Linked DNA regions of Homo sapiens: region 1 is linked to region 2. A link is an interaction called in ENCODE POLR2A ChIA-PET data of the cell type or tissue named here. Cell type or tissue: OCI-LY7. All regions are shown on one strand. Links, peaks and the distances in the headings refer to the core of each region. The heading gives the core; the rest is flanking DNA.

Evidence for each region. Peaks named below come from ENCODE experiments on the same cell type or tissue, not always from the same donor. Only the 100,000 strongest peaks of a DNase experiment are listed, where the experiment ranks them.
Region 1: POLR2A ChIA-PET joins it to region 2 with 6 read pairs; 1 of 35 experiments calls an interaction of 5 or more read pairs at or near these places.

Annotation. Positions count from the first base shown.
Region 1 is chr12:14,313,076-14,318,154 of GRCh38, forward strand. No RefSeq gene overlaps it. Among named protein-coding and RNA genes, the nearest start is that of ATF7IP, 50 kb to the right of the region's middle. In OCI-LY7, for the core only: CTCF peaks have their summits at 1,820 and 2,027; a DNase peak (open chromatin) is centred at 1,976; H3K4me3 peaks cover 363 bases; H3K27ac peaks cover 1,330 bases.
Region 2 is chr12:14,612,004-14,617,082 of GRCh38, forward strand. GUCY2C (guanylate cyclase 2C) reads right to left here. Exons shown (of 27, transcript NM_004963.4): 25 at 4,630-4,724; 26 at 2,864-2,940; 27 at 629-1,288. The coding sequence ends at 1,114. PLBD1-AS1 (PLBD1 antisense RNA 1) reads left to right here. Exons shown (of 6, transcript NR_120465.1): 3 at 876-923; 4 at 2,519-2,567. Among named protein-coding and RNA genes, the nearest start is that of PLBD1, 47 kb to the left of the region's middle. RefSeq lists enhancers at 1,886-1,935, 1,946-2,045, 2,066-2,315 and a silencer at 2,848-2,897. In OCI-LY7, for the core only: a CTCF peak has its summit at 1,098; DNase peaks (open chromatin) are centred at 1,028, 1,928 and 2,998; H3K4me3 peaks cover 2,611 bases; H3K27ac peaks cover 3,870 bases.

The DNA of each region.
Region 1 (5,079 bases), core at 302-4,301, 300 kb before region 2:
ATCACCCAGTATTCACTTCACTAAGGCTAACTTGTCTGCTAGCATTGCTAAAGTTTGTTTGTTTGTTTGTTTGTTTGTTTGTTTTTTGAGACAGAGTCTCACTGTGTCGCCCAGGCTGGAGTGCAGTGGCATGATCTCAGCTCGCTGCAACCTCCGCCTCTCAGATTCAAGCAATTCTCCTGCCTCAGCCTCCCGATTAGCTGGGACTACAGGCGCCCACTGCCATGCCCAGCTAATTTTTGTATTTTTAGTAGAGACATGGTTTCACCATATTGACCAGGCTGGTCTCGAACTCCTGACCTTGTGGTTCGCCCGCCTTGGCCTCTCAAAGTGCTCGGATTACAGGCGTGAGCCACCAGGCCTGACCTGCTGAAGTTTAAATTGGCAAAGCACGCTGACTAATGAACAGAAAGTCCATCCATAGTTTACAGGGAAGTCATGCATCTGATTGCAGGTCAGCCAGTTTCACTGGCTCCCCTTGACATGTATTTGTCACTGTTTTGCCTTTACTTAGACTCCCTCTGGTTGTGTATTTGCTTTCATGGTTATAGTGTCATCATGTATGAATTTACTGAATGCGTTATACACCACTCAGACATTGCCTTAGACCATTCTTCATAGTATAAGAAATGAAGCTGAAGTCCACAGTATTTCTTGTTATTATGCTTTTTTTGTGCTTACAAGTCAGCCATATAAGAAACTGGAACATTTTATTGAAAATTCAACCAGACTATAAGATTGGGAACCTCATTTTGCAAAGTTACAGCTGTCTTGCAGAATGTGATATATGTTCTGAACCAGTGACCAACAATGATACTTTCCCTCCCATAGTAAGGAATAAGATTCCAGGAAACTAGCAGTGTACTTGGGAGGGGCACTGCTCATGATTGCATGTAATAATCTGTTTTCAGAATTTTTGTCTCCTCAACTTGTAACCACAGGCTTTTCAGCTCTCAATTCTCAGTACCCAAGAGAAAGGTGGAATGTGATAATAGCGGAAATAAATTTGAAGTAGAAACTGCCACCTAGCCATTTCAGGCTCCATATGCCATCAGAGCAAGACGCAAAAAGGATGTGACGACTTTAGCTGTATTATAGATCTTGATTACATAGGGGAAATGAAGAATACAGCAAGAATCCTAGGGAACACCTGGGGTCACCTCCTTTTACTACTATCTAATGGTGCCAGAGTACCTGAGACCTATTGGAAGTATCACAAATAATTCATCACCCTCAGAATTGAAGGTACAAGTCACTCTGCTCAGGGTGGGGTGAGGAGGTAAGAGAGGAGAAGGAAGAGGAGCAGTATCATACAAGCTTAAGTGTTGCTGGACGGCAAAGAACACAGTCCAGGTAAAAAGAAAGATAAGTCATAAATACTAGCTACCGCCTCACAACCAGTTTCAGACATGAGGGCTTTAGCCATAGTCTCTATGTCAAAGTTATTATTATTGCTAATTTTGTTTTTTGGTAATTGTGAAAATTACTAATTGTCCTCTGTCACTTCTTTTTCCCCCTTCTTCTTCTGTAACAGAACATCAGTTTTTTTCTTTTTTAGAAAGAATCTCACTCCGTCACCCAGGCTGGAATGCAATGGCAAGATCTTGGCTCACTGCAGCCTCCCCCTCCCAGGTTCATGCAATCCTCCCATCTCAGCCTCCAGAGTAATTGAGACTACAGGTGGGGGCGCCACCATGCCTGGCTAATTTGTATTTTTTGTAGAGATGGGTTTCACCATGTTGCCCAGGCTGGTCTCGAACTCCTGGGCTCAAGCGATCCGCCCACCTCAGCCTCCCAAAGTGCTGGATTACAGGTGTGAGCCACCACGCCTGGCCAGAACATCCGATTTTTCTCTTGGCACATGACTACTCGAAATAAAGATTGCTCTTCCTTATCTCTCTTTAAGCCATGTATGGCCATGTGACTAAGTTCTGACCAGTGGAGTATAAGCAGAAGTGTTGTTTGTGAAAATCCTTAAAGGGTGAGGGATGCTGGGGGAGGAACAAACCATTTTCACTTCCTCCTTTTCCTTGCTGACTGAAAAGTCATAATGTATGTTCACTGTATATTTTGAGAGTATTCAATTGGTCCATAGAAGCTAGGACAAACAAGTGAGATATTTGAAACTCATATGAAGTATTAAGCCTACATATCAGGTAAACTACTAGCTTATAAGATACAGGTGAAACTTGGCTGGGCGCAGTGGCTCAGGCCTGCTCCCAGCACTTTGAGAGGAGAAAGCGGGTGGATCACTTGAAGTCAGGAGTTTGAGACCAGCCTGGCCAACATGACGAAACCCCATCTCTACTAAAAATACAAATACACTTCAGCCTGTCAGCCTGTGCAAGGAAATGAATTTTGCCAAGAAGAAGAATGAGCTTGGAGGTGAATCTTTCCTTAGGATTTTCCTTAGACAAGAACTCAGTCCAGTTGAACCTTGACTTCAGCCTAGTGATACTTTGAGCAGAGAAACCAGTCATGCAGTGCCCAATGTCTAACCTATATAACTATGAGCTAGTAAATGGGTATTGCTTTAAGCTGCTAAAATTGTGGTAATTTGTTACACAGAAATGGGAAACAAACACAACTACTCATTAGTGATACTCATTATGGTGTCATTCTGGTCTCATCTGTGCTCTACCCTAAAAACACAGATGACACCCACAGCTGTTTAGCAGGTTAATTAGGGAGCTACAGTTGTAGTCAGGCATACTTGCCCTCCTTGCCTTTTGCTTATAGAGCAAATGAGTGAGTTGGTTCCAGGCACTCTCTGTCTGCTAGGCTCCCTTGTCCAAATCCCAATTCTGCTCCTCATGAGCATACCTTCAAAGGGAAGACTGATGTAGCAGAAACAAAGATAGGACCTGTACACATTTGGAAACCCATGATTCACATTATGTGGTCTTTTTGCCCCACCTGTATCCTATCCTAAGTATGTTTACCTGTTATCTCATTCCTTTATCCTTGTTGCTCAGTCTGTTTTTTTGTTGTTGTTGTTTTGTTTTTGTTTTTGTTTTTGAGACAAAGTGTTGCTCTGTCATCCAGGTTGCAGTGCTGTGGCTCGACCTTGGCTCACTGCCACCTTCGCCTTATGGGTTCAAGTGATTCTCCTGCCTCAGCCTCCCTGGTAGCTGGGACTACATGCATGTGGCACTATGCCTGGCTAATTTTTGAATTTTTAGTAGAGATGGGGTTTCACCAGGTTGGCCAGGCTGGTCTTGAACTCCTGGCCTCAAGTGATCTGCCTGCCTTGGCCTCTCAAAGTGCTAGGATTACAGGAGTCAGCCACCACGCCTGGCCCAGTCTTTATTTTATTTTATTTTATTTATTTTTTTAAGACAGAGTCACCCACTCTGTTGACCAGGCTGGAGTGCAGTGGCACTGTCTCAGCTCACTGCAATCTCTGCCTCCCAGGTTCAAGCAATTCTCATGCCTCAGCCTCCTGAGTAGCTGGGATTGCAGGCATACGCCACCACACCCAGCTAATTTTGTTATTTCTTTTAGTAGAGACGGGGTTTTGCCATGTTGGCCAGGCTGGTCTCAAACTCCTGACCTCAAGTGATCTGCCCGTCTTGGCCTCCCAAAGTACTGGGATTACAGGCGTGAGCCACCATACCTGGCCTCAGTCTGCGTTTTAAATTGATTCAATAAACCACATAATTCAGGCATCTTTACTTAATCTGCATGGCTTTTTGTACGATGACTTCTGTGATAGCTTGCATGGTAGTATACTTAGGGGCTACTATTGAGTCAAAGTAATTTCCCACATGACAAATGTGGATGTAAGGACTGGCACTCAAACAGCCATCTGGGACCCATGGGGTGAAAGGTTCATGCTGAGGATGGAATAGCAGCAAGACGGAAGAAACGAGCAACAATTTAGTGGGAGCCTGAATCTCTTATGATGGGGTGTCCCAGCCCTGGATTGGCTCCCTCTATTTTTTTATGTGTGAGAAAATAAACTGATATATTTTTAAAGTCAGTATTATTGTAGATTTTCTGTCACAGCTCAGTCTAGTTCTACTTAATACACTAATATTTCATATTTCTTCCACTATTTTAAATCACTTTTTCAAAATGTGATCAGTCTAAGGGCCATCAAAAGGATCTATCTGAGCTACTTGTCAAAATTTAGTTGCTACCCCACAGTCTGTAGTGGGGCCCCAGGATTCTCCACTAATGATGAGTCTCCTTGGATATTCTTATGCCACCAATATTTGTAAATCACTGATCAATAGGAAGTATCTCTGTTTTTTGTCTTTAGAATTTAGTCCAAAGACTAAATAATGGCAAAGAATAAAACCTGGGGCTGGGCACAGTGGCTCATGCCTATAATCCCAGCACTTTGGGAGGCTGAGGCAGGCAGATCACTTGAGTTCAGGATCAGCCTGGGCAACATAGAGAAACTTCATCTCTACAAAAAAATACAAAAATTAGCTGGGCATGCTGGCACATGCCTATAGTCCCAACTATTTGTGAGGCTGAGGTAGGAGGATCACTTGTGCCCTGGAGCCATAGGTAGCAGTAAGCTGAGATCACGCCACTGCACTCCAGCCTGGGTGACAGAGGAAGACTCTGTCTCAAAAAATAAAATATAATAAAACCTGGATATAGGTCCCCAAAGGAACTAGAGGGCTGATATAAAATACCTAGATATTTTGAACCAAAGAGAAAAAACAACTTTAAATTACCCCTTGTATTAGTTTAGAGTGGCTGCCATAACAAATTACCAAAACAACATACACATCTGTCTCTCACAGTTCTGGAGACTGGAAGTGTAAAAATCAACGTGTCAGCAGGGCCATGCTCCCTCCAGAGCCACTGAGAGAGAATTGATATCTGGCCTCTTTTAGCTTCTTCTGGGAGCTATCTGGCATTTCTTGGCATTCCTTGGCTCACAGCCACATCTCTCTGATCTGGGCCTCCGCCTTCATATTGCCTCCTCCTCTGTGTGCGTCTTTCTAATCTTCCCCTGCTTCTCTGTTTTAAGGATATATGTAATTGTATTTAGGAGAATAATCAAGGACATAATAATCCAATAATCCAGGATAAATGCTTCCTCTGAAGATCCTTAACTTA
Region 2 (5,079 bases), core at 310-4,309:
AGCAGCTGCAAGATCTGCATGTCAGTTTCAGCAATCAGCACCTCCGCTTTTTGTCCCCAGTTCACCCCTGGTGTTTCAGCCCACCTGGTACTTGCAATGGTTCATGAGACAGGACCAGAGTGAGCTTCTTGTGAAGATTCTCAGACTGGTGGGGAGATCAAACTTCCATCTCCAATTCCCTCCTTTTACCTTGTAAACTGTGGGTCTAAGGAAATTATCTGTGAGTGGTGTTATGCCAGCTTGGGGGAAGGGGTGGCGCAGTCTAAAATGAAGTGAGTATTATAATTCATAATTTACTGATGAAAGATCAGGAGCCTGGAGACATGGATTACTTTGTAGTTAGAAAAGTGCAGTACAGGAACTTGACTTTTGCCTGGGTCCCATACTTGGATCACTGCCATCCACATTGTTAATTGGACAAGCTGAAGCAACACCTCTGTATAAAGGTCAAAAATTCCCTCATGTGTAGCAAGTGATACTAACCTTCAAGGTTCTCACCCTTGAGCAACAATGCTAGCTTTGCCGTACTTCAGTGTGAGTGAATGTAGTCAGTTTTTCAGTAAGCACAAGATGATGTGACTGATGTATTCCAGGAAAATGGGCAAAATAGGTAGAAACGCATACACAGTTTTGGGAAACCTTTAGCTTTTATTCTTGCCTAATATATAGCATATTTTCTGCAAAAATTATGAGTTAAATATACTTTAATGAAGATGGGTATTTAAAATATAATTATGACAATTTAAAAAATCTTATGAATACAGAAGGAAAGCCAGTAAACAAAAACGATAAAAATAAACAAACAAAAAATAAATGAAATAAGAATAAAATCTTCTCAAGTTCTAGATAGTCTATTCATTTCTTTTCTTTTCCAGGTAGAAGCTCCCTGGAACAACTGCTGGAATAAGGTTCCAGAGTGGAAGGTAGTTATTTCACTGAGAACACACATCTGATTCATGCAAGAAAGTCCATGTTCCAGACAGGGCAGCCAAGCCTAAGTACATTTCTGCTTCATTGAGGTCTCAGGAAAATGTAAGCTTTCAGGACACTTGAGGTCGCTGCCTCAGTGCAGCTGTATTTTAATTTGTGTGAGTCCTTATACCTCATTTAGGTTTAAAAATAGGTGCTCTCCTTGTCTGTGGTATTCAGCTGCAAGTATTCCAGAGTGCCTTTTTTATAGCTGGCTACCCGTCTGGGTTTTTGGCTTCTTATCCCTGCTGCCTGTCTTTTCTGTAAAGAGTTGGCAATCATGTCTGAAAATTCTGCTTGCAAACGCTGTTGATTCTCCCTGGAAACAGAGTGGGAAGAGAAAATAGAACTTCTCAGCAATTCATACAGAATATTCCTTAGCTCCAGAATAATCAGTTCAGTTAGTCAGTTACTCTTTGAATGCCTATTCTGTGCTAGACACAGGAAATCCAAAGAATACAAAATGATCCCTGCCTTTGATGAGCTTAAAAAACTGTTATCTCTGCTAGGAAATTAGGCTTCAATTTCAAAGTGAAACAATATGCTGCTGGAATTTGGAGGCATGGTTGGGAGGATCTAGGTTTACATATGCCACTGCAGGAAGGGGAAAAGAAGCTGGGAGGATGCTAGGCCCCTGCCACACAACCCTGAAAACTCATTGGTCCCACACATACTTAACAGTGTGAGTCTTGTTTGGGGAAGGCTTAGAATGGTGGAGGGGACCACGAGTTTAGAATGGACCTGGAACACTCCAAGTAAGGAGCCAGGTTTCTCATGCCCCAGGGAAGATTTGGGTTGTTTTGGCTTTTCTAGAAGGTTGCCATCTCTCTGGGTCTGACATCTAGGCCTCTGCAAGACAGAGTTTCTCAACCATAGCAAAAGCCAAGGAAATGGCCATATGGCTGCAGTAACATGTATTGACAGGCAACTGGGTGACAGCTTGAGTCACCTTTAGGAGAAGTGAAACCTGTCAGTTAACCCTGAAACTTTGTCTTCCTCATCTCAGGGAGAACACAGACTTCATGTTAAGACCCAGAACCGCAGTCTTGGGGTTGGGGCAGGTCCTGTTTTCATCAGGCAACTCAACAGAAAGATGAAGACAGGAGTGGAATGCAGAGAGCCTCTTTGCCCCCAGTATGCTCCACTCTTGTCAGAACAAGACATGCATGAAGTGAACTCTAAAGTGTCTTCTGTTCTCCCGAGCAAGCCTGGAACACAACGCTAGCTTTGCCATGCTTTATTGCAGGGCAATATAGTCAGTTTTTCAGCAAGAACAAGATGATGACTGGTACAGTCTAAGAAAGTGGACAGAATAGGTAGAAGCTCATACCCAGACTCAGGAAACTTTTAACTCATTCTTGTCTAATATATAGTATATTTTCTGCATAAACTATAAGTTAAGTATACTTTAATGCAGATAAGGCATTTAAAACATAATTTTGACAGTTAAAAATATCATGAATACAGAGCCAGTAAATAAAATGAAATAAATGAAATAACAAAATCTCCTCAAGTTCTAAATAGTCTGTTCATTCTTCCTCTTTTCCAGGTGGAAGCTCCCTCTTGGGATAAAGGATCCACAGTGGAAAAAAAAAAAGGTAGTTTTATACTGAGCCCCCACATCTGATTCAGGGAAGCAAGTCTGTGTTCCAGACAGGGAAGCCAAGGCTAAATACTTTTCTGTTTCATTGAGGTCTCAGGAAAATGCAGGGTTTCAGGATAATCCCCTTCTTGCAGTCTAGGAAGGGAGGTTTCTAAACCTTCTCATGTATAGTCCCTTACTTCTTATGCAATATATGCCACTTGTAAGGCATTTGCCAATTTAAATTGGCTGTAACTAACAAAGCCAAGATCTCTAATTTCCTCCCTGTCCCTGCCACACCCAGAAGCTTACACAGTAGGAGGGGTTGGCAGGTTGAATTTCTGGTCCTTCATCCCAGTCAGCCAGTAGGTAGTCTCATTTCCTCTTCCCTGGTAAGACAAAAGAGTTACGTACCACGGAGTCCAAGGAGTCAGTTCAGTTGTAGACCACTGTTTCCATAATGATCTGTTTCTGTGACATGTTTCACTTCCGCATTTCTCATCAGTGCCAATATTTAAGCACATCACACATTCCTGTTATGATTTGCATTATCTCTAGACAGATTTTTATTTCCAAGTGCCTTTTTAAAAATAAGTTTCTCATTCAGCAGACATCCTTTTCTCAAAGTAGAGTTTTCTTTTTTTTCCCCAAAAGACATTTTAAAATATCACTCTAGCAACATCACAAGAACTCTAACTTAAAAAGGAAGAAAATTCATCTACAATTCTGCTACGTCAACAAATCCAACTGGTTGTCATTGTCCATATTTCCTTCTAGCCCTTTTTGCAATAAAGTTTTGCTACAAAACTTTTGCTACAGTTTCCCTATCTTATTACAAACACATGTACATCACAATTAAGAACTCATTAAGTGGCATTTCTGGGGCCCATCTGGAGGCTACGGAATGTATGGAAATTTACTGGAATACTGGAAACCCTGTTTTTGCTAAAGCTGGTATTTGAAAAAGAGATACAAAATACATATGGCCCAAACACAGCCAGTGAACCACTATTTTTAAAAAATGAGTTTAATAATATATATCTATAATATATATCAATAATTTAAAAATGAGTGATTGATATATATATATATATAATTGATATATATTGTTAAACTCATTTAAAAAAGTAGTGGTTCACTGGCTGTGTTTGGACCATAGCAATCCATAAACTGGTTCTATTTTGGGGTAAGTGTTCTTTGTAAAAAATGTACTTATGGAGGACTCAAAAAGCAAGTGTGATGTTAGGACACTTTTACGTAAAAGGAGACTTTTCCAAGGTGCAATCCAAATGTAAAGGCCAGAAGCATTATGGCTACCGGAGACAGGTAACTTACAGTTAATAGCTGGCTTTGCCAGTTGTGAAAAGATTCCAATAACTTTGGAAAAGCAGCCTGAGAAGCATTTGGAGACAACTGATGGCTATGGAGGGCAGCTGTTTTAAATGTGAGGAACTGCATGAAGAATCTGGAATAGCGATTCTCAAATATTAGTGTGGTCACAAACACATTATCTTGTTAAAAATATAGATTTCTGATCTACGCCCACAGAGAATCTTGCATAGTAGGCCTGGTAGAGTGTCCACACATCTGCATTTTAACAAGCTTCCAGATGAGGAAGAGGAGGAGAATGGGGCCACACCTTGTCATTCACTCCTTGTGATTCTAGAGCTTCCGAATAGTAAAGCAACTGGCAAGAGAGGTGACCTCAGATCATAGCAGCAGTGTGTAGTAAGAGTAGGGAAGTAAGTGGGGGGACAAGGGTTTTGATTCAAATTAAATAAGTCCTGGACCAGACTGTATGTAGCTCTTGTGTTTGGAGGAGGAACTGGATACAAAACCTGGATATGGCAGAGGAAATGCTGGCAGAGTTCAAAATCTCAAAAGGGCTCTTTGGAGTAAAGGCAAGTTTTGAGTTCACATTTTTTGGTGGTCATTTCTCTTGCAGAGGATGGAGGGTGCTCATCGTGATGAGTACAGAAGAGGATTAGCATGCTCAACTTTCCTGGCCAAGTCTCAAAGGAGGTGGCCCAAGCGTGTCTGAGAGCTTTTCCTATGCATTGTCTCTGTGGACTCCTTACCTTTAAGTATGTTTCTCCTCTCACTTCATAAAGGAACTGGCACTCAGTTCTCTTCAGGATGGCTATGGTGGAGCCACTCACGTGAATTCTCAAAGCTGGAAATGCAAATTGACAAATAAAAATCCCAGCTAGTACACAGCCTATTTGTTTCCCGTTGATTCAGGATATCAACAACACCTGAGACAAGAATCCTAAATCAAGAAGAAACAATTGTGGCTATTTTAATGAAAGAACACTTAAAAATAACATCAGAGAGATAAGAAATGGTATAGTTTGGATATTTGTCCCCACCCAAATCTCATGTTGAATTTTAATCCCCAGTGCTGGAGTCCTGGCCCCCGACCAGGTGTCTGGGTCACAGGGGTGGATCCCTCATGGCTTGGTGCTGTCTTTGCGATACTGAGTTGTCACAAGATCTGGTCATTTAAAAAGGTGTGGCACCTGCCCCTG